Linked DNA regions of Homo sapiens: region 2 is linked to region 1. Evidence: chromatin loops called from intact Hi-C (ENCODE). Cell type or tissue: CD4-positive, alpha-beta T cell. All regions are shown on one strand. Links, peaks and the distances in the headings refer to the core of each region. The heading gives the core; the rest is flanking DNA.

Region 1 (12,236 bases), core at 4,148-12,147:
CCCTTTCAAGATATGAAACTGCTTTCTGAGATGTGAAAAGTCTAGAAAAATGGTAATCAAATGGGCAAGCATGGGGGCTGAGGATTGAATGAGCATGATCAAGGGAGTTACTTGTAGGGCTGTAGCTTCAGCAGCTGCATCAGCAAGATGATTGCCCTTACTGTCTTCAGAGTTTTCAGGGGAGTATCCTTGGATCTTGATAATAGCAAGAGATAATAGAGCCTGAATAGCTTTTAGAAGTGTCAAAACAAAAATCTTTATTTTTAATAGGTTGTCTGGAGGAGGTCAAAAAACCTCATTGTTTCCAGGGCATACGAAATTATGTGCAACACCAAAGACGAATCTACCATCTGTATAAAATGTTAGTTGTTTTGCCTCCAGCCAGCAAACAGGCTCATGTGAAGGCATGCAATTCTGCTTGTTAAGCTGACCAGACCGTGGGAAGGGGGTCCTATTCAATAGTCTCTGCTGGGGAAACTATGGCGTATCTTGCGAGGTAAGAGCCAGCAGGGCTCTTGAGAGAAGACCCATCAGTGTACTAGACAAAGTCCAGATTGGGCAGAGGCATTTCCTTTGGGTATATGCTGGGTAAAAGGAGGGTATCTGTAAAACTGACACAGTCACAGGATGTCTTCCACTGGAGATGATAAAAGGGTTTTAATAGATTGCAGTGGGCAATGGCTAAATTGGGAGAAAAAGAAAATAGTATCTCATAGGTCAATCGGCTGGCTGAAAGATGTTGGGTATGATGAAAAGTGAGGAGGCTTTCAATGGAATGAGGGGCATACATAGTGAGAGGGGACTGTATGACTATTTTTTAGTGGCCTTTATAAGCATAGAAGTAATAGCAACAGTTCTCAGATAGGGGGGCAATACTTGTGCCACAGGGTACTGCTATTGGCTATAATAGCCAGTCAGTTGATCGTTGCCCTCAAGGGGCTAAGGCAAACCCCCTAATGTGTTACCCTCTCCTTCATGCACAAAAAGGGAAAATCATAATAATTTGGATGTCATAGGTAGGGGTAGTGGACAATTGAGTTTTTTAAACTTGGAAAGCTTGTTCACCATCAGTAATCCAGACAAGGAAATGGGGAAAAGAGGCTTTAGGTAAGGAATATAAGGGTTGTACCATCAGAGAGAAATTAGGTTCCATATTCTGCAATAATCCACAGGCCCTAAAAATACTCTGAGCTGCCTTTTTGTAGCAAGTAAGGGGAAGAAAAAGATAACTTGAATGTGAGAGGGATCAAGGCTTAGCCTTGAGGAAGTTAATACATATCCAAGGAATTTAATTGAATCTTGACCAAATTGTAATTTTTCTTTAGAGACATTATGACATTTATTGAGGGTCAGTTGGCAGAAAAAAAATGAAGAGTGTCAGCAGGGTAAGTGTTTTGAGAGGGAGAACATAAAAGCATATCATCAATATATTGTAAAAGGGTTGAACCTTATAAAAAGGTTATCTTTTTCAGGTCTGCTCAAAGAATCTGGAAAAAATAGATAGGGCTCTCAGTATATCCCTGAGGAAGCACTGTCCATGTATACTGTTGGCCTCTCCACATGAAGGTGAAAAGAAACTTTCAGGTAAACAGGGATGCTGAAAAAGGCAATGCAGAGGTCAAGAGTAGAGACATATTGGGTGTCAGAAGGCATATTATGTAAGAGTGTAGGTGGATCAGGCACAATGGGGTGTCAAGAATAACAATATTGGTTACGGCTCTAAGTTGTTGAACAAACCTCCATCCTCTCCTGTTATGTTTCTGCACGAGTAAAATTGAGGTATTGCATGGGCTAGCACAGGGGACAATGAGTCCCTCAGAAATAAAATAATCAATGATCGGTTCCATGCCTGCTAATGCCTCAGAATTGAGGGGGTATTGTTTCACATTTAGAAGAGAATTGTTAGGATCTATCTGAATGAAAATAGGTGGTGCTGAGTGAAAAAGACAGATATTGGTATTCGTTTTTGCCCATAGGGTCTCAGATAATTCCCTTAAGGTAGGTTATTCAGAAATGGCTGGACAGACAGGGGCTCACAAGGGAAACACATAAGTGAGGTCTTAGACTGGGCGCAGTGGTTCATGCCTGTAATCCTAGCACATTGGGAGGCCAAGGGGGGAGGATCGCTTGAGCCCAGGAGTTTAAGACCAGCCTGGGCAACATAGCGAGACCTCTTCTCTATATGTAAAAAAATTAGCCAGCTGTAGTGGCGCCCACCTGTGATCCCAGCTACTCAGGAGGATGAGGTAGGAGAATCACTTGAGCTTAGGAAGTCAAGGATGCAGTGAGCCACGATTGTGCCACTGCACTCCAGCCTGTGTGAAAGAGCAAGTCCACCTTATTTAAAAAAAAAAAAAAGTAGAGGTCTCAGGTGAGCTTATTCTTAAAATAACACATTTCCCTTATGGGTAAAAGATGTTGGCTTGACTCTTTTCAAGGAAGGCCCTTGCTAATAAATGTATGGGAAGAGAGGGGAGGAGAAAGCTATGGTATCCAATGATGGGCCCTATCTGATAAGGAATTGGATTTCACCTGACTATCATTGGCTGGCTGGGGATCCCTACCATTTGGGTGGTTTGACTACTCTAGGGAAGGCGATCTGAAAAAAAGAGTTGGAGTTTAGCACTGAGAGTGTGGCACCAGTATCTATCCACGCCTGGACCAATTTGTTATTTATTTGCAAACCAACCTTCTTCAGCTGGTTCACAGAAGGAAGAAGATTGCCTTTATCTCCCTGAAGCACCCCAATCTTGTAATGAAGAAAAAGCTTGCATTTTTCTTAGCTTTATCTGGGTTCTTCTGAAGCCATCATTTGTATATTTCATAATCTCTTTTGTAGTGATAAAAGCCCTTGCGAAAGAAATAGATCCTGTTTCCCAGACTCTTGAGAACATTTTGGTTCTGTGATTGTTTTTTAAATTGCTGAATATGTAGGGCCATGAACGTGGTGGTCTTTTCCTGATAATCAAGTGTCTTATTTATTCTTTCTTTGTCTCTTTACAAAGTTTTAGAGAGATAGTTTGCCAAGGAGGCAATTTCGTGGGGTTTCTTAAAGGTCCAATTGAGGTAATGTTGTTTGACTAAGGCATTAAGAGTTCAGTTAAGCCCTGAAAGAAAACTAGAATCAAAAAGATTAATGGTATCCTCTGTTAAGTCCTTGACACCAGAATTTTGCTGGAAAGATTTTTTTTTTATTTTTATTTTTTCAGACAGAGTTGCTCTGTTGCCCAGGCTGGAGTGCAGTGGTGCCATCTCAGCTCACTGCTACCTCCGCCTCCTGGGCTCAAGTGATGCTCGTGCCTCAGCCTCCTCAGTAGCTGGGACTACAGACATGCACAACCATGCCCAGCTAATTTTTGTATTTTTAGTAGAGACAGGGTTTCGCCATGTTGGCCAGGCTGGTCTCGAACTCCTGACCTCAAGTGATCCTCCTGCCTCAGCCTCCTAAAGTGCTGAGATTACAGGTGTGAGTCACCACACCCAGCTTGGAAAGCCTTTTTGAACCAGTCAAAATAATCTAAGCAGACTCATCTTTTTTTTGAGTGAATCGTTGAATGGCTTTCCAATTAATTTGCCAGAGAAAAAGCACTGGAATGACCTTTAACAAATCACAGGTTATTTTCTTTGCTTTTGTTATGGCCATGTCCCTTTTGAAATGGCAGTCCTCTGGAGGTTTTATCCATTTAGTTAGGCATATACATGTTTGAGCCACAAAAATGACCCCCAGCATGTGAATTAATTGATAGATTTTGGTGAGTCTGGGCTAGTATGCGCTTACGATTAAATGAAAGTGGCATTCAAATTCAAGGAAGTCAGTTTTAGGACAATCGCCAAGAGTTCAGATTTAGACTAAGGAATGTAAGAAATGGTTTGACCTCCCTCTACATTTTCACTTATTTTAAATGGGGCAATAAGAGGAGTTGAGGGGTTATGGGTAGTGTGCCTGGGATAGACAGTGAGGAGAAAAAAGGAGGTTCAGAAAGTGAAGAAGGTAGTGGCAGAGGAGAATAAAGTAGAGGTAGTGCAGAGGGAGTGAAAGGAAGAGGAACAAAGGGTTTGAGTCCTTCTTGGGAACAGAATCTGGGCTAGGAGGATTTTCAAGTTTTTGGAGGCACTGAGTTCGGAATTAGTTTCTCTCAAGAAGGCAGTCTGAAATTCTTGATTCCATTTGGAGTTTTCATAGTACCTATTAAGGAAAGCCTTATATTGTCTTTGAGAGGCCTAGATTCGTCTTTGTTCTAATTGCAGGCATAAATAAATTTGATTAGGGATACAGAAAGCTCCCCAATGTAGCCAAAGAAGTTTTAAATCCAAAAGTTTCATCCAGAGCCTTAAATAGGCACAAGAATTTTCTCCATAGGTTTTTAAATATAAAAGTCATCAGTGCACCATAAGGTGGCTGGTTGGAGACCATTACCTTAGAACATGGGTTACCCATGGCACTATAACAAAGGCATCCCTTTGAGTACAACAGAAACATGAGTGTCCCCACAAAACTTGAAATGTGAGCATACTCCACCAAGCACAAGTACATTGCAAAATGCAAAAGTACTCCACGAAGTGTGAGTGTACCCCACAGGGCCCATAGAGGCAAGTGAACATGCTCCCTGGAGAAAACAAAGTCTCGGAGACCTCAGCCTAAGAGCCCGAGATCTGCAGATGGGGGAACACAGCCTCCAATGTAAACTAAGTGCTCCGAAGAACAAAGAGTGGGTCTGGCTTAAATAGGGAAAGTTCTCCTCCCAGCCCTTAATCAAGTTTGTGTATGCAAATAAACAACTCAAAAGTAGTCCCCATTAGTTGAAAACAGCTGAGTCCTGATTGGGTAGTTTCCAAGTCCCAACCAGAAGTCTCTGTTGGATGTCACTTTCAGAAAGGCAGCTGGTGAGTTTTCCTGCCATTGTGCATGCTACTCTTCAAAAGGACAACTGCCTAAGCTACAAGATTTAAAGGAAACATCCTGTAGAAATAGGCCCAAGGGTCTTCTCAGGCTATGTTCTAGGCCCAATTTACCTCCAATCCTTTTCCTCCTTAAAATAATTTCTTCTCACAGCCTCTCTTCTGTATATATCCAGGCAGGGCAAAGCACAAATATGAGCTAAGGTGATATTTTAAATAGGGAATACACAAAACATTAGAAGGAGATAGAGTGAGCAATTATCTTAACAATGGTTATGATGGTGGTAGGAGAAAAAAGGAGAGTTTTGAGAAATAACCTCTCCTATATGTGCCTGCCTAAGTGTAATTTATCTGTGGTACTTTATCGTCCTAATGTGTAATGTTATATTTAAATGGTTCACTGGAATAATTCAATAGATTGTAGATCAATGCTTCAGGCTTTATCACCTCTATTTTACAAGTCATGCTTGCTAATGGAGGTTAACTGTTTGCAGCTTCCAGGGGACCCTAGAGGGCCCTGGTTTTCTGAGAACCACAGTTGGTAGAAGAGCCCAAGTTGGAGCGATTTTTTTTTTTTTTGAGACAGAATCTTGCTCTGTTGCCCAGGCTAGAGTGCAGTGACACAATCTCAGCTCACTGCAACCTCCGCCTCCCAGGTACAAGTGATTCTCCTGCCTCAGCCTCCCAAGTAGCTGGGATTACAGGTGCCCGCCACCGTGCCTGGCTAATTTTTGTATTTTTAGTAGAGATGGGGTTTCACCATGCTGGCCAGGCTGGCCTCAAGCTCCTGACCTTGTGATCCACCCACCTCGGCCTCCCAAAGTGCTGTGATTGCAGGCGTGAGCCACCGTGCCCAGCCAGTTAGAGTGATTTTCTAAAAGCCACTTTTGATGCACCTGTAGTCCCAGCTACTTGGGAGGTGGAGGCGGAGGCGGGAGTGCTCTCGGACCAAACTGAGGGTGGGGCTGCTATTTCTCGTGACCTAATAACAAGATGCAGATAAACTGTGGAGGAAGAGAGTTTTTATTTCTGTAACTGTTTACAGGGAAAAGGCCTGGATATTATCACGAAACCAACTCAAAATCACGATGTTTTCCAGAGCTTATATACCTTCTAAGCTATATGTCTACATGTAAGTGTGCATTCATCTAAAGACATAAGTGATTAACTTCTTTTAATCTATAAATAAGGTCTGAATCTTGAAGATCTTCCTCTGGAGCCTCAGTAAATTTACTTAATCTAAATGGGTCCGGCAAGGTGCGGTGGCTCACGCCTGTAATCCCAGCACTTTGGGAGGCCAAGGTGGGTGGATCATGAGGTCAGGAGTTCGAGACCATCCTGGCTAACATGGTGAAACCCCGTCGCTACTAAAAATACAACAAATTAGCCGGGCGTGGTGGTGGGTGCCTGTATTCCCAGCTACTTGAGAGGCTGAGGCAGGAGAATGGCGTGAACCCGGAAGGCAGAGCTTGCAGTGAGCCGAGATTGTGTCACTGCACTCCAGCCTGGGTGACAGAGCGAGACTCCGTCTCAAAAAAAAAAAAAAAAAATCTAAATGAGTCCAGGTGCTGGCGTGATTACCCTTATCTTGTCTCCTGCTAAATCACAGAGGTTTGGGGAGTTCCTTCGGACTCCCAACAAACTTGTTTGTGGAGGCCTGGGGAGTTTCTTCAGACCCACAATAAAACTTGTTTAATCCTAAATGGGTAATGTTAAGACTTCCTTTGTTATTTTGTCATGCTTTAGGGCCCAGGAAAGGCCTAGGCAAAACTCTTGGTGGGCTTTAGTTACATTCCAGCCTTTGTATAAGGGCACTGGCTTTTTTTAGCTTTTAATATTAACTTCACCACTCAGTACTGAAACAGTTGTTATGGAGGCCTCCGTTAGTGAGACGTGGCCTGCCACAGGAGGACTGCTTGAGCCCAGGAGTTAGAATCAAGCCTGGGCAACAGAGCAAGACCCCATACCTTATAAGATGCCTTTTATTTTTAGTTTTTTTATTTTTTCGAGACGGGGTCTCACTGTCGTCCAGGCTGCAGTGCAGTGGTGTGATCATGGCTCACTGCAGCCTCAGCCTTCTGACTAGCTAGGAACACAGGTGGGTGCTCCCACCCCCGGCTAATTAAATTTTTTTTGTTTGTTTGAGACAGGGTCTCATTCTGTGTCACCCAGGCTGGAGTGCAATGGCAGGATCTTGGGCTCACTGAAACCTCTGTCTCCTGGGCTCAAGCAATTGTCGTGCCTCACCCTCCTGAGTAGCTGGGATTACAGGAGCCTGCCACCACGCCCGGCTAATTTTTGTATTTTTAGGAGAGACAGGATTTCACCATGTTGCCCAGGCTGGTCTGGAACTTCTGACCTCAATAATATACCTGCCTTGGCCTCCCAAAGTGCTGGGATTACATACTTGAGCGATGGCACCTGGCCTAAAAAATAATATTTTTAGAGACAAGGGTTTTGCTATGTTGCCCAGGCTAGTCTTAACTCCTGGGCTCAAGTGATTCTTCCCAGTAGCTTGGGATTACAGCCACTGTGCCTGGTAAGGCACTTTTATTTTTCATATCCCCTTAGCCAACTCGAAGTAAAACCATCTCTCAAATGTATCTTGACAAAACCTGGCAGCAAACAAAAAAATCTCAAACTTGTCTGTCATTAAAAGATTGTGGTACCCACGCAACGACACCAACTCAATGCTTAGGGTATGATGTTTTTTTTTTTTACCCATCAGTTTTGAAAAAGTTAATTACATTTGGCAATTCCCCATTCCCTTATAGTGAGGGGTCTCAAGAGCTGGCTCCTACACATAAAGGGCTTAGAACAGTGGCTGGTACCTAGGCCACCAATAGTCTTTTGCCCCACCCAACCGGTGACACAGCCCGGGGCCCCGCCGCCCCCTGGCGGCCATTACGGATTTCCGCCTCCCTCACAGAAGGCAGTCACTGCAACGTGCGTGGCCTCAGTTGCGTCATATCCGGCCCTTGCGATCAGGGCTTGAGGAACCCGCGCCATGAAGTGCGTGTTTGTTACCGTAGGGACCACCAGCTTTGACGACCTCATTGCGTGTGTGTCGGCGCCCGACAGTCTGCAAGTGAGTGAGGGAGGCGAGCAGGCGGCGGCTTGGCTCGCCACCCGCCATCTCCGGCCATACTGCCAGCCGCGTTAGCCTTGCCTGACCGTCGCGCTCGGAAAGAAACCCCCGCAACTCTACCACAGGTGCCGCTGCCCCTTAGCTGGCTTCTGCCCACGCCCGGCGGGGCCCTTCTCCGGCTACCCGGCCACTCGGGGTTGCCTGTTTCCTCTTCCCATTATTCCGGCCGCTCCTCTCCCTCATTTCTTCAGCTCCTTTTCCGGTCTGCCCCCGCGCTCTATTCTCCGCCTCCGCGTCCTCCGCCCCTCCTTCCAACGGCTCCGCCCCTCCGAGCTCGGGTTTTCCACCGGGCTCGGCAGTTTTTCCTCAGGCCCCCCTGTGGACCGCACGTCGGCGCCGGCGTCTGAGCCAGCCGAGCTCGCCTCAGAGCCCGGCTCCTTCCCCTCAGCACTTGGCCGGAGCCCGCGCGGTTCCTCTCCTCAGCGCGCGTCGTCCCCTCAGGGCTCCCGGTTCTCGCAGTTGATCAAGTGAGGCAGAACGGGTAGTGCCTGGGTTCCCCCCGAGTTTGCGACTCCTTTTCCAAAGTCTTTTCCTGCTGTGGCTTTCGCGGGACTCTGCGAGCTGGGTCGCTTAGATTCATGAGTGCTTGGGAGGTTCCTCGTCGGGCCCCGGACCAGAAAATAGTTTTGAAAACTAAGTGAAATCGGCCACAGATAGGCTTTTTGGCGGCCGTGCTCCGATGTTAACGTCAAACTTTAGTAGTGGTGGTGGTTCCTGCTCTGTTTTACATAGCCAGTTTAAAAGGCCCTCACATTCTGATTTCCTCTTTCAGAAAATCGAGAGCCTTGGTTACAACCGACTTATCCTGCAAATTGGTAGAGGAACGGTGGTACCTGAACCCTTCAGTACTGAGTCGTTTACTCTGGATGTTTACAGGTACAAGGATTCCTTGAAAGAAGACATTCAGAAAGCAGATCTTGTTATTAGTCACGCAGGTAAAGGTGCCTAAGAATCTCAGGGTTGGGTCTTTTAATTTTAATTTTTTTTAAGTTCTGGGGTATTCTGGGGGTACATGTGCAGGATGTGCGGGCTTGTTACAAAGGTAAACGTGTGCCATGCATCACCTAGGTATTAAGCCCAGCATCCATTAGCTTTTTATCCTGATGCTCTCCCTCCAATAAGGAACTGACACTTGAACCTTTTCGAGGTAAAATAAAATCGCTAGCTGAACTCACTGTAGCCCTTTTTGAATACACAACTTATTTGAATATGACAATTGAGAACTTTACTGGAGAGAACTTAGTATTTTGGGGTGAGAGAAGAATGGGAAATTAACCACTGTAGTCCACCTTTACAATAAAAAACCCTAAACACAGAGGAGCAAAATAATTTACCCGGGGAAGTGTAATAAATTGTCAACTTGACATTAGTACTTGGGCTTAGATCTAAAGGAGTGTTCTGCCTGCTGATTGGTTGGATTGGTCATGGAGAAATTGGAATTGTAAGATTGTTTACATTTCTGTTGAATGTGAGTGAAATGAATCCAGTCAAAAATAATAACAGCTACATACTGTGTAAATTGTTTCCTCTTCAGAGGACCGCCCTGATGGTCTAGTTAATTAGACTTCTAGTGCATTCAGAAGAACTGCTTTTGGGGAGCAATGCAGTTTTGACTGTTGTGAAGAAAGGTGTTTCGTTTTTTCCTTTCTTTTTTTTTTTTAAAGTCTAGTTTGAGGAGAGAAAAGTCTTTAGAAATAGACATTACCAACAGATTCGTGATTAAAAATGTATCTCCTAGGAGGTAACAGAGCCTTTGGCACTGCTCTGAATGCTTTGTGTATATTAACTTTACTTTTTTAAACAATCCTGTGAACTAAGTACTGTTAGTATCTCCATTTTACACATGAGGAAACTGAGACACAAGAGTGGTTAAGTAATTTGTCCAGCCGGGAAGTGGTGGACAGATAACAATCTGGTGCTGGAGTTTATGTTCTTTTTTTCTTTTCTTTTCCTTTCCTTTCTTTCTATTTTTTTTTTTTTTTTTTTCTGGGACGGAGTTTCACTCTGTCACCCAGGCTGGAATGCAGTGATGCTATCTCGGCTCACTGCAACCTCCACCTCCCGGGTTCAAGCGATTCTCCTGTCTCAGCCTCCCCAGTAGCTGAGATTACAGGTGCACACTACCACGCCCCGGCTAATTTTTTTTTTCTTTGTATTTTAGTAGAGACGGGGTTTCACCGTGTTGCCCAGGCTGGTCTCAAACTCCTGAGCTCAGGCAATCCACCTGCCTCGGCCTCTCAAAGTGCTAGGATTACAGGCATGATCCACTGCACCCCTCCGGAGTTAATGTTGTTAACTAACCACCCTAGCATAAGATACCCAAAAAGGACTTATCTACTCACTTATCAATCTCCTTGCTCTCATTTAAAATAGTTAGATGATTTTACATTTCAAAATTGAATTGATCCTAATATTCTATATTTGCATATTCATGGAGATCTATCCTTGACTATTTCTGGGATAGCACCTCACATGTAAACCCATAAGAAGTGGTCAGGGTTTTTCATTATTGATGCCTGTCTGTCTCTATTGTAGGCTTGCTTTTCTACTTGGGGTTGAATAGAAATGAAGTATAGTTTCACATACAGTATGTCAAACCTGGATCTTATTTGGATTCAAGGCCATGCCCAAAGCATACTCCAGATGGCCCATCGTACAATGGTTTCACTTAGAGTTTTTCAACTTTATGGTGGTGTGAAAGCAATACGCATACACATTCAGTAGAAACCGCTCTTCGAGTACCCATATAACCATTCTGTTTTACACTTGGAGTATTTAATAAATGGCATGAGATAGTCAACACTTTATCATAAAATAGGTTTTGTGTTAGATGATTTTGCCCAACCACAGGCTAATGTAAGTGTGTTCTGAGCATGTTTAAGGTAGGCTAGGCTAAGCTGTGATGTGTGGTGGGTTAGGTGTATTAAATGCATTTTCTATTTAGAATATTTTCAACTGCTTTTTTTTTTCCTTTTTTTTTGAGGTGAGTTCTCACTCTGTCACCCAAGACAGGGTGCAGTGGTGCAATCATAGCTCACTTCAAGCTCCAACTCTTGGGCTCAAGCAGTCCTTCCGCCTCAGGCTCCCCAGTAGCTGGGACCACAACCACCATGCCTTATTGTTTTTGTTTTTATTTTGATTTTTTAGTAGAGACAAGGTCTCTCTATGTTGCAGAGAGTGGTCTTGAACTCCTGGGCTCAAGCGATCCTCCCACCTCAGCCTCCCAAAGCGTTGGGATTGTAGGCATAAGCCACTGCACCTAGCCTGTTTTCAACTTATGATGGGGTTATACCCCGTCACAAGGCTATACCCCATCGTAAGTTGAGGGTCATTGGTACTAGAGAGCAAGTAGCATAGCACTGAATCATAGGCCATAATGTCATCATCAGTGATAAAGTAATGTATTTTTCAAATAAAGTTTCTAGCACTTTTTATTAGAGAGCAACTGATAACTATACTCTTGTCATTTTGAATGTATAATTGAAAGACCTAGTTTGTAGTTCTGTCAACTTAAGTTTTTTAACTTTTGATTTCTAGCTATAAAGCTTCGTGGGGACCTTAACTTATTTCAAATTGTGTTGAACAAATTTGATTTATATTTGTAGGTGCAGGAAGCTGTTTGGAGACTCTGGAAAAAGGAAAGCCACTCGTAGTGGTTATAAACGAAAAGTTGATGAACAATCATCAGCTGGAACTGGCAAAGCAGCTACACAAAGAGGGTCATCTCTTCTATTGTACCTGCAGGTATGCTAGAGACTGATTATTATTATCTCTTGCCTTAATTCGTCCCTTGCACTTCCTCTTATCCACCTACCTAACCCATCTGTCTCTTCTGCCTCTTACCTTCTCCCAGTTACCAAACCTTTTGATTTTCTCAGCTGTAAAATCCTCCCATTTGTTTGTCTCCCATTTTGCAATCTCTGTGTTGTATTTCTATGTGTATCTGTGGCTGTTTCTTTGCATATGTGAATATCTGAGAGAGTGTGTGTATGTGTGTTTATTTAGGCGTGCATGTCTCCAAGACACTAATTTTGGAGTTCTAAATTTTGAGTTCATTATTTAGATTTTCATTATTCAAGGAAGACAATTTGCTCATTTTAGTTAAAAGTTTTGCCTATAGTAAATCCACTAAAATCCCTAAATTATATTTACTCTTTCATTTATTCAGTTACACCCAATATATAAAAGG
Region 2 (12,236 bases), core at 1,680-9,679, 1.2 Mb after region 1:
CTTGGCTTACTGCAACCTCCGCCTCCCAGGTTCAAGCAATTTATTCCTCAGTTTCCTGAGTAGCTGGGATTACAGGCATGCGCCACCATACCCAGGTAATTCTGTATTTTTAGTAGAGACAGGGGTTTCACCATGTTGGTCAGGCTGGTCTTGAACTCCTGACCTTAGGTGATCCGCCCGCCTCTGCCTCCCAAATCGCTGGGATTACAGGTGTGAGCTACCATGCCTGGCTAATCCATCAAATCTTAGAGATCACATGTATACCACACCTTTGTTATCAAAGGAAAATTAAAGAACTATGAAATTTGACTACATGGTGAAGACCTCAGATGAAGAACCCATTATGTGTGGGCCATTCTGCTGCTGCACTTCTTGTCTTTTATTTAACTGTCTAAAATCCTTAGTTTCTTTGCTATCTTTTAGTCTAATTTAAACATATTATTTTCCATGCTACAAAACAAGTATATTTGTGCTTTCCTGCTTCTCCTTTCTCATTCTGGAGATTTCATATTCCACTCAAATTTATACTCACTTGATGGGATTTCACCATACAGTGACTTAAAAATCATTGCCAATGATTTACACAAAGTAAACAGTGGACCCTAGTTTTGTTGTTGTTGTTGTTAACAAGAATGGGGGAGGGATAACAGGAGGTCAAAGGAATTAAATTAACAGCCTTGCTAGATACATGAACAACTCCTGAATCACAGAGAGTGTTTAGGGATTACTTATTATATCCATTAGCCTCTCCTGGCATTTGAGAAACAAAATATATGGGAGTCTTCATGTGTCCTCGGTCAGATTCTGACTTAGTTCCTCCACATGGGTTCACAAAGTTAAGTCTTGGGTGGGCTCTTATTGAAAAGCAACATTGTATATATCTGTGGCTCCAATTATCTAAAACTCATGTTAGTACAGGAACCAGGACTTGAAAGGAACTAGAAAAAATGAAAGCAGGTGATCTCTTAGGATGATGGAATTCTTGAAGTTTTGGACAGAGTCTTAGCTTCTTAATTTTGGGTTGTTAAAATGTAAAACATAATGCATCTATATTCATATATCCTTACAGGATCTTTTTTTCTTTAACATGATGACTAGATGATTGAATTTCTAACAACTGTTGCACTTCATTCTAGTAGCAATCATTCACATTCATACTAGATATTGAGGCCTAGAAAGAAAACCATAAACGTATAAGAACTGGCTCTCAAAATTACCCTGTCCAAACCCATAATTTACAGTGGAAAAAAAAAAACTTAACAGAGGTAGTAAACCGAGTTACAGTTGGGCCTAGAGCCCAGGTCCTTCTCACCAATAGGCTCACTAGGAAATCTTATTGCAGATTCTTAGGTTAAAGTGGCATCAGTCGCCATTATTTACTAGAAATAACTTTCTGGATCCCTGGGTTAGTCAAATACAGTAGCTGGAAATAAAACATTTTACCTATATGGGGTGGATAGTCTCATCCTTAGAATTGTTCAAAATCTATAAAGTCTGATTTATTTTCAAAAAGTAATACTAGCTTTCTTCTGCAAGCAGTTGTAGGCCAGAGCTAACGTGGCCAGCATTATTACAAGCCAGAATGATTTAGACAATTAACTAACTCCATTCCATATAACAAAAAGATTTCAAAGGCCAAATAATGGCCTCACTTAATTTAAGCGATAATCATTACAAATTCTTATGTATTCCTTTATGCAATAAATATGCTTCCGAGAAGGCCCAGTTAGAGTGAATTTTTATATATCAAGTCATAGTTTAAAGGCACTAACTAGGAAAGCTAGTACTTACAAAGAAAACCTGTTGTGGATTCTTTTATAAAGCAAATGACCTCCTATTTTCTTTCTTTCTTTTTCTTTTTCTTTTTTTTTGTTCAGATTGTGTGTGTTGTGTGTGGAAGGGGCGACTTCCCTCCTTTCTCTGGGTTAAAAGGGGTCAGAAGCCCACCATGGAGGAGAGTAATGCAGTATGGCCAGCCTGTTTAATACCCCCTTAGTTCCTGGGACAAAATTCTAACCTTTGACTTGGGGGTGGAACCCTAGAATTTGGACCAAAGTCCACAAAAGGCAGCAAGGAGGGAAAAGTAAGTAAGACTAAAGACAACACATCATAGTAAAACACCAACAAAAATTCCTGGGGACAGGAAATCAATGGATCACAATTCTAAACAAATTGGTTTAGTCCCCAGCTAATTAACTTGTCAAGCAGATCACTAAACCTACTGAATCCATGGGAGAAAGAGATGATGTAATAGGAGATTTGGAAACATTTACCCATTTACCATCCTAAAAGGCTCCAGTACGACCACACACACCTCTCCCCACCCCTTTCAGTGTTTAAGCTGGGCTTAATGGGTGCAAAGGACAATTTCTACCAGACAGTCCCCAAGAATAGACTGTTCTCATGCATTCCAAATGCTCAGTCTCCATGGAGGAGGCTACCTGGTCACAAGCATTTCCCAAGAGGGAATATATCCTCTATTCCTCCTCATTGGTAACAACTCCCCCACTCCACCCCCACGCCCCAAACAAAACAAAACAACTTCTAACCATCCTGAGAACTTCAGGGGACTTTTCTGGGGTAAAGGAAAAGAAGCGTTAAGAGGGGAACAGGAAAGTGTGAGAAACCCCTCTTGTCTCCAAATGGAAAAAAAGGCCTTAAAAAGCTGGATCAAAGGAAGAAAGGGGGATGGGGAAGAAGGGCCGCTTAATTACAAAGACACCCTTTTAAAGAAGGCGCAGGCCCTGGGAGAGGGCTCTTGGGAGAGGCACAGAAGCAGATGTACCCACTTAGAATTCTGGCACTCAATGGGACCTCAAGGTCATAGTATCCATCCCCCTGCCTTCTGATTAGGCTATTCTTAAAGCATTCTAGAGTCTGATGCAGTCTTTACAAAACCTCAGAAAGAAAAAGCAACTCTACAAATGTCCTTGTTGGGAATTAGTCTAATAAATCAAACTTCATAAACCAGAAATGAAATTTTAATTTCCAAATCCAAAACTGCATTGACTATGAATTATTAAAATTCCCTTTCTAAAATCTTTTAAATAGGTAAACAGATCCACAAATTTCATGTAAAAGTGACTCCACATACAATTGTGGTCAGAGGTTTACTTCACATCTAGACTGTGAAGGTAGAAAAAGCACTTACAATTTTACAAAGCCACGAACTTTTCCAAGGAAAGAAGTAATTTAAAATGAAGTATGATGTAGTGCCAGAAAGTGTCTGTCAATGACGCCGGATAAACCCATACAGAATAGTTGGAACCTTAGTTATCATCTGTAAATAGAGGCAACTACTCTACAACCACCTGGCTGTTAAAATGTCCCAGGCCAGTTATAAAATGTAGTTTGGTCAGGCCAGCTTTTCCCTCCCAGCTGATCTGAAACAGGATAGCCTTTAAAATTGTCGCCCTTCTCTACCTTCCTACTTTCCTTTCACTCATTAAAATCAACCAAAGTTATTTTAAAATGTATGTTAATAATGTGTTCCCAAATAAGCAATGGGTTAAGGACATCTCAGTAATAAGTCTTTGAACACCATCACTTACAGGCTTGACGCACTTGTCCAATTGAAGATAGGTGGGAGATGGATGAAAATGTATACCACATCCAAAATGGCATTTCAAACTATTCTTAGCTACTAAATGAGGGTGCTGAAAGGTCTAACTGAGAAGGCTTCACAAAGGCTGGCCTGAGAAAGAACTTTTCACAAAGCCTAGCTCAAGGAGACTTAAATATCCTTAGCCCTTCATCATTGAAGATTATGGTGACTAATTATCTTCTTCTCTGAATGGGAGAAGAGGGTTATATTCATAAAAGTTTTAAACTGCCTCCCAACGTCCACTCTTCATGGCGGGGAGGGAGGAGAACTTCATGCACTAAACATCCCAGGTTGTTGAAAAGTTCGTTCTAAAACATACACTAGAGATTGAAAATGCTGTTTCTCACCAACTTTCTCTTTCCTTGCTCATTTAATTCTACTTAGTCCCTTTATGCAAATTATTATATTATTATTAGTGGCAATCTACCAGGAACTGCTCACAGTCTATTAAAGACTGTTATTTTCCCTCCCCCTTTTCTTTCTCTTCATTTTCACAAACCCATGAAGCCCATCTTACTGTTGAAGCACCAATGTGCAGTGGCCCAGGCTTGGACCCTCAAGACACCCTCAAGATCCCCCAAAACTATTTACTAACATCTTTGGATCTTCTAAAGCAGATAGGGGCAACTCCCTCCTCACCACCACTATCACTACCACCACAAGCACTACCACCACCACCACACATCTCAAAGAGTAGCCTTGTTTTAGATTACACAGACTTTAAAACTTCAAGAATTCACGGTCCTACCCCTCCTGCTCCCGCCTCAGGGAGTGTGAGTCCCCACCCCAAGCCTAAGCACTTAGCAGAAACCTATCTAGTTATCTGAGATAAGCACTGACATGCATGCTGGGCTAAATGTAGATTTCAGCTTCCCTCGGGTCTTTAGCTCCTCAATGTGATTAATTACCTAGAGACCCACAAGAACCCCAGGAGGTAAAGAAGTAAAAGTACCATCTAGTAGTGGTACCCACTAGCATCTCCTCACCGAAGTAGGACGGGAAAGCAGCGCACACTCTAACCGATTTAACTTGCTGCACATCCAAAAAAACTCATGGCGAGCTGCAAAGAAAGTAGAACACACGGGCATTCCCACACGCGCCTAGATCGATTCACTCACGCCGAGGGCACGACCAAGTTCATGCCACCATGGATTCCTGCCCCAGTTCCCCGCGAAAAGTAACCACGCGTCTCCTACCCCTGAAGGCAAAGAAGACAAGGTGACGACTCTCTGCTCGCTCAAGTGGCTTCGGTCCCGGGCCAGCGGCCAGGGATGGGCAGGGGGGAAGCCCCAACTCCCGGCTGCTCCCCTCCTCGCTGCTCCGTCCGGGCTCTCCTTGGTGGCAGCGGACAGGCAGGATACCGGGCCAGAGGGTGGAGCAGCGGATAGCCGGAGGCGAGACTGACTGGAGGTGGTGGTAGTTGAGGGGGAGGCGGAGAGAACTAAGAGAAGAGGAGGCGAAAGAGAGCGGAGATGGAGGAGTAATTCAGGGGGTCTACCAGTTTAGGCAGCCAGAAAGCTCCTCGGAAGGAAGGGGCGTGACTGCCAAGGCAGCTCCTGGGCAAAGGATGGGAGGTAGGGGAGGGGGACGAACGGGTGGCTTTTCTTCTTGCGGTGAGCGGCTAGGACCGCCCCGGAGCAGGGCGGCGGGAGGGGTGGACGAGGGAGGAAGGCGGAGTAGAGGGCGGGGAAAGAAGGGCGGGAGCCTGCCTGGACCCTGGAAGTGAGGAGTGAGGGGAGCGCGGAAGAGAGGCGGGGCCGGGGGGCGTGGAAGTTTCAAACAATTGAACCGCGGGGTCCGGGAGCTCGGGCGAAAGCAAGGGACCCTCGCTCTCGCCTTCCCACTAGAGGGGCACGACTCGGTTGCCGTAGCCGTGAGAGTCTGCGCGGGGACTGGCTGGGAAGAAGGAAAGGGTTTTGCAAAAGACTACAATAATAATCTGCGGCAACAGCGCGGCATAGACGCGTGGGAGAGCCAGTGCAGCTCCCCGCCCCACTGCGGGAGGAAGAAAAACAAATAATAGAAATGCTGAAAAGCAGCTTCCACCAAAGCCTGCTTAAAATAATGCAGGAAGGAGAAGCGCTCCTTCGTTTTCCTTCCCCTCTTGCTTCCTATTACCAGCAGGCCCCCACCCAGGTCACAGCTCTGCGAGACACCCTCCTTTCTTCCTCCGCTCCCCCGCCCCGGGCGCTTGCCCCCCTCCCGTTGGCGGGCCGCAGAAGCTGAGGGGCGAGGGAGGAGGGGTCGCGGGCGGCGCTCCGCGGAGGCTCCGCCCCTGGGCGGGCTGGGAGCGCCGGCCTGGGCGGAGCGCGTCCCTGAAGCGTAAGTCCCGCCCACCATTCTTTTGCAGCTACCGGTTGGCCCAGCCTGGCCTAGTATACGCTTGCGATTGGGCCCTGGAGTCGCCAGTCTGATCCCTTTGTCCCACCCGCCCTCAAAATTAATAAAACTAAACAAGAGGCTATTGTGTAGTTCTATGTTCTACCCCAGCTACTGCTGGCAAGAGAAAGATGAGACGCTTTATTTCTCAGTCTCATAAAAGAGTGCAACAGTGTGTCGGCCGACTCTGGTACGCCTTTATGTTTATGGCACTGTCCAGCTTTCTGCGAATAGGTAACTTTTCTTCCCCCTTAGTTTATTAAATCAGGAGGGGGGAAAGTACATGAAGTGTCATTGTGGTGTTCTGCTGACTGTGAAAAAAGCTGACATTGGTTAAAAACGAGAGGGTTGAGAACAGCATCCTGGGACACGGAAAATCTACCATTTTACATCTAGAAAAACGAAGGCACAAAGAAACAGTGTCAGGGTAGCAAAATAACATGGAATTTGGAACCAAAGGAAGAATTCATTTGGGGCCCTGGCACTTACTAGCTAATTGTATGACTTCTGTTAAGTGGCTTAACTTCTCAGCCTTAATTTTTCTACCTGTAAGTAAATGCTGTAAGACATGCCCTATTAACTTAAAGGCACTGGTATGAAAATAAAATGTGTGTGAAAACTATAAAGCACTCCACACATGTATGTGTTCCTACTTGTGTGTGAAACATAATGGAGAGTCTTAGATGTGTTAGAGGATCAATATTTTGCTCATCTGTTTTAAGCATTTACATCCAAGGTCGTGTAGGTTTTGTGGCTTTATTTTAAAAAGTCAACTCTTTTCCTACAATTTTGGGGGTGGATATGAAGTTGACTCCCTGCAGTTAGAATAATAAATTACCCCTTTTCTAAGCAGGGTGGGTGAGATTTCTTTTTTAAAGTTCTACAATTTCATGACAACTTAAAGCTATTGTGGTTCTGGTACTGAAAGAGGAAATCATGCTGTGTATCTCCGAAGTGAACTTAAGAAAACAAATATGAAGGAACATTTACCATGGAAACCACCATTCTCTACAGATCCATATTTCCTAGAAAACATTTCAAGTAGGAAGCAAGCCTAAATGTAAACGCCTTGACAGCGCAAGGCCATTATAATGGCTCATGCCAATGAAAGAGTGACATCCAATTCAAGCCTGCCTAATGGGAGCCATCTGGGGGGCCATGGATCAAGGCATGCAAGAGGAAGTGTGCTTAAAGGAAACACTATCACACAGTAAACAGGGGCTCAGAATCCAACTCTGCAGGAAAAGTAGTGGACTATTGCATGTCATGGAGTGTGCAGCATGCTCTGCTAGGAGCTGTGGAAAGATTCAGAAGCAGGAGTGTGCACAAAATGATTCTCGTTATGATTCTGTTTATGTATGAAGTGAGGTTATTTGGGTGATTTTTCATGGAGAAAGTGAGTTTTTGAATGTTCAAAATATGGAGACACCTGGTTTGTGAAGCAAGGAAAGGTTATTTCAGCCTTGTTATTTGGAGTGGACAGGAGAGCTAGATGTGGGGGGGCGGGTATATGCTGCAGGACTACTACCAATCACAGAGGCAAAAGGATATTTGTTAAAATCAATGCTGTCCAAGTGAAAAAAGTTAAACATGCACATGGAAGAATTCAGATAAAACGGTACTGGGCTGGGCACGGTGGCTCACACCTGTAATCCCAGCACTTTGGGAGGCTGAGGCGGGTGGATCACTTGAGATCAGGTGTTCAAGACCAGCCTGATCAATATGGTGAAACCCCTTCTCTACTAAAAATACAAAAATTAGCTGCACGTGGTGGCATGCGCCTGTAGTAGCAGGTACTCGGGAGGCTGAGACAGGATAATTACTTGAACCTGGGAGGCGGAGGTTGCAGTGAGCTGAGATCAGCCACTGAGCTCCAGCTACTCGGGAGGCTGAGACAGGATAATTACTTGAACCTGGGAGGCGGAGGTTGCAGTGAGCTGAGATCGGCCACTGCGCTCCAGCCTGGGTGACAGAGCGAGACTCCGTCAAAAAAAAACCAAAAAACACCAAACAAAAAGGTACTGAAAGACTACAGTGAAAAGTTCTTCTCCACCACTCTGCTCCCATAGTCCCATTCTCTTTATGACTGTATGTCATCTTCCAAATAGATTATTTGCATATTCAAGCATGAGTGCATATTCCCTTTTTGTTCCTTACAAGTGGGATCATTAATCAAGGCACACCTTGCATTTGTTTACTCAACAATGTATTTGAAATATTCTTCCATCTCAGGATAACTATGTTTACCTTATTTATTTTATTATAACTCAATATTCTATTGCATAGCTGTGCCAAAATTCCTTTACTCATCCCCTTATTAAATGGGGATTTGGGAGACAGACACGGTGGTGGCACACGCCTATAGTTCCAACTACTAGGGAGGTTGAGGGAGGAGAATCCCTTGAGGCCAGGAGTTCAAGGTCAGCCTGGTCAACATAGCAAGACTCTATCTCTAAAAAAAATGGAAGCAAATTTGGGCTATTTCCCATCTTTTGCTACTACGGAAGATGCTATTTAAAAAAATCCTGGTAACAAAGGCCTGGTGGCTCATTTGTAGTATGCCTGCCCCTAGCCTTGAAGTTGCCTTCAAAACACTTTTCTAACATGCTTTCCTTTCCCCACAGCGACTTATACTGTGGAGCAATGGAATTGGAGCAATGGAAACCTCTAAAACACTTAATTCGTTTAACATCCGCTCCTCAAACCCTGCTTGGGCATTACTCTTCTCCAAATTTTGATGGAGTAGAGTTAGCAGAACTCTGAACTTAATGGTGAGTCAGGCTGTGTGTGAGTCATTTCTTAACCTGTGGCAAACAGCTTTTTGGTACTTCTGTTTAACCCAGGTCTTCCAAGCCTTCTATCCTGCCATGCAAGACTTCTTTGTTTTCACCCTGAAAACCTTTCAGTTTGTTTAAACCGAGTTTGGATTTAAAGCTGTGCATTGCCTGCACTACTTAAAAGAGAGGGGGAGGGGGAGGCCAACATCAACAAACATCGATTGAGCCGCTATTATAGACAAGACTGAAAAAACAAAGAGGCATGAGACTTAGCTCCTGCCTTCAAGGATATAAACATAAAAAGACAACTAACAAGCATGTGCTAAGTGCCAAATGAATGGTATTGACAGTAAAAGCTGTGGAAGTTAAGAGCAGAGAGTGAAAACTAGTTCCAGAGAGTTAGTTTATACAGCACACTGTGCCACACACATTTAACTAATCCCCACAGCATCCCTGTGTCTTCATATCCTGACTATAAAGTATAGAAAGCCCTCTGGGGGAGACCAGGAGAATTAACCACTAGCTGTAAAACACCTGTGTAAAGACACTGGGTTGCCTAGATACTACACATTAAAAACCTCCATATAACGATATGGAAAAAAGGAGGATCATTTTAAGCTCAGAAGTCAAGATTCCACATCCCAAACTACCTGTCCTATTTGGCCTTTATTTTTTTTTCTTAAAATACACCTTTATTGCACAATAAAAATCAATATCTGTGCTGTACAAAATAAAATCCATTAAAAAAATCAAATGTCTACCTTGAAAACATTACACAAAATGAAATAAGCCAGATACAAAAGGACAAATATTGTATGATTCCACTTACATGAGGGATCTAGAATGGATAAATTCATAGAGATAGAAAGTAGAGTAGTGGTGATCAGGGGCTGGAGGAAGAGGGAGTGGGAAGTTAGTGTTTAATAGTACAATTTCTGTTTGGGATGATGAAAAGGTTTGGAACTAGATAATGGTGATAGTTGTATAATATTTTGAATGTACTTAAAGCCACTGAATTGTACACTTAAAAATTGTTAAAATGGTAAATTTTGTTACGTATCTCTTACCACACACACACACACACACACAAACACACATGCACACACACAAAAGCTAATAACCCTTAGGCTTAGTGTCAGGAGACAATGCCAGTGATAGGGGTTGCAAGAAGGCAGAACCCATGTGAAAGGGGCAGCCTGATCACCACTACAGGGAAATGCAGGCCAATGTGACCACAGCTTCTGATTTTTCAAGAGAAACCAGAAGTCAAATGTTTTTAATATAAAATCTCCAGTGTTTCATGTTGCCAACTAATAAATGTCTTAATTAAAAAATCTTCCCTTTGTGTGCAATATTTTTGTCCAACGTACAGGAAAAGTAGGAAGGAGTGTATAGCTTATGGTCTATTCCCAATCCCTGGCCAGATTCTTCTTGAAGGAAAGATGATAAAACCATAGTGCTTTGCATTGAATGGCATTCTCCCCCACTTACCAAGTGAACCAGGAATATGGAATGTGCACATCTTCCTCTAGTTGCCTAGTGAACAACTAAATGATTTAAATGCATTTATGAACAAAAGCAGAGGCAAGCACGTATACGAGAAAAAATAAATCTTAAAGATTTATGTCTCTATACATAACTGTCCCCCTTAATTCCTCCAAAGACAAACGTTGAGAAACAGCCTTCTCCAGGACACCTCCAAAAGTCAGCCTCCTATTTATTCATAAGGACACACTAGCCCTGTACATGCAGAAGCCAGCTGATCAGAAAATAGCAGGTTTATCTGAACAGGAAAGGAACAAAGGGACACATATGCAATACACGACTTCAGTTAAATGCTCTTCCTTCTGGATTCCCTCCCTCCCCCCTTCCACCCTTCCCAACCACACACACACACACACACACAGCATGCACACACAGTCCAGACACAGGAAGTTTGAAGCCCGATCCATGTGTGGAAAACAGCAATGTGGGAATTCAGGAAACAACACCAGAACTGTGCTCCAAGGCCAAGACCTGCTCCAGCATTTGGGAGCCAAGTTGCTCCTGGGGTATTTGTGGGCCCCAGCATTTTGGAAGTAAATCGGCTGTAGAAAAATAAAGCTGCCTACAAGTCTATTCCCCAAACACCTCCTAAGGTCTTGTTTGAGTAACCTGGGCTCGCCTCTTTATGATTTATGCAGGGCTTCACTTCAGCTTAACTAAATACCATATCTCCTTCAGCAGCTTGAGTTTCTGGAAAGGCCCAGACTGTCCATACTTCTCAGTAGGGTTTATTTGCAAATTCCTAGGTTAGCCGGAGCAAGAGGGAAGCAGGGAGGCTGAGGAACGTACATCAGTCTGTACCCTGAAAGGTGGTGGGCTGAGAGGGAAAATATAATTTAGTCAATGGTAAAAAACAAACCTCTGAAAGCAAGTCAGAGGAAAATCAAATTCCTGAGCCAGTAAACACGTTAAATGTACAGAGTTAGCAGGATTTAGAGGAAGTTCATCCTCTGACATTACCCTTTGCAAATAAACTCTTGATTGATTCAGAGCTCTCTCTGTTTCTGTAGTTGCCAGAGTGTCTGAGAGTTGTTATCCCAGTTGGAGGAGAAGAAGGCTGTGACTGCAGTAGAGATTTATCTTCTCTGGCTCGCTGCCCCACTTTAGGAACTCCAGGGAGAAGGTAGGTCAATGCCATTCCAGTGTGATTTAAGGCAGGCCCACCTTGCAGGCCCAAATCAGCCTTCTCTTCAGGTCTGCCACTGTCCTGTGAAATTCACACAGGAAAGACCCTTGTTAAAGTGCAAATATTAACCTGGGAAGGGTTAAATAGTAAGCCATCCTTGGTGTGCTCTGTGGAAGGGGTATAGACTTTTGGAGTCACCCAAGCCTAGATTCAAGTCACAGCTCCACTACTTACCAATGAGGCAGATTCCTTAACCAGCCTGAACTGCCATTCCCTCATCTGTAAAATAGGGATAATAATTTTTCCACCATAAGGGTTTCTTTGATAATTAAATGAAATAACACATTTAGAGGTCCTATCATGATGTCTGGCATATAGTAGTCCCTTAACACAGTTTATTTCTTCATGCCCCTCCATTCATTCTTCTTAGGGCATTCAAGGGTGTAGGACAGTGGGTTTGCTTGGTGGCTTATAGAGCTTAAAAGCACCTAGCTGTAAGGCCCTCGCAATCACTCTTCTCTACTAAATCTGCTCCACAGGGCAGTGCGAGGCTAAGCTATGGGCTTCCGCACCAAAAGGACTTAGTTTCATAGTCTTCATTCTATTGCTCACTAGCTATGTGACTTCAGGCAAATTTTGAGTATCAGTTTCCTCATTTGTAAAATGACAGCATCTATGTCAGAGGATGGTTGTAAAGGTAAAATGACAGTTGTATACAAATATTAGCTGATATTATTACTTGTAATATTTTGTACAATGGACTGACCAAAGTTTACTTTTTTCTACCAGCAGTTTCTGATTTAAA

What was found. Hi-C counts contacts between places; a loop is a spot of excess contacts. Peaks named below come from ENCODE experiments on the same cell type or tissue, not always from the same donor. Only the 100,000 strongest peaks of a DNase experiment are listed, where the experiment ranks them.
Region 2: a loop joins it to region 1, with 5 times the contacts of the local background. A loop is called at or near these places in 5 of 110 quality-filtered maps.

Annotation. Positions count from the first base shown.
Region 1 is chrX:111,673,313-111,685,548 of GRCh38, forward strand. It overlaps ALG13 (ALG13 UDP-N-acetylglucosaminyltransferase subunit), which reads left to right and starts at 7,858. Exons shown (of 27, transcript NM_001099922.3): 1 at 7,858-7,987; 2 at 8,820-8,982; 3 at 11,653-11,791. The coding sequence starts at 7,907. RefSeq lists enhancers at 7,526-8,245, 7,925-8,114, 8,185-8,234, 8,255-8,314. In CD4-positive, alpha-beta T cell, for the core only: CTCF peaks have their summits at 7,821 (motif pointing left) and 8,029; DNase peaks (open chromatin) are centred at 7,869 and 8,309; H3K4me3 peaks cover 1,671 bases; H3K27ac peaks cover 1,707 bases.
Region 2 is chrX:112,835,652-112,847,887 of GRCh38, forward strand. AMOT (angiomotin) reads right to left here and starts at 5,180. Exons shown (of 14, transcript NM_001113490.2): 1 at 4,801-5,180. LOC107985651 (a long non-coding RNA gene) reads left to right here and starts at 6,075. Exons shown (of 3, transcript XR_001755993.2): 1 at 6,075-6,217; 2 at 8,608-8,754; 3 at 11,316-11,428. RefSeq lists a silencer at 5,686-6,025. In CD4-positive, alpha-beta T cell, for the core only: no CTCF peak of the experiment used is centred there; DNase peaks (open chromatin) are centred at 5,240 and 5,930; H3K4me3 peaks cover 2,092 bases; H3K27ac peaks cover 454 bases.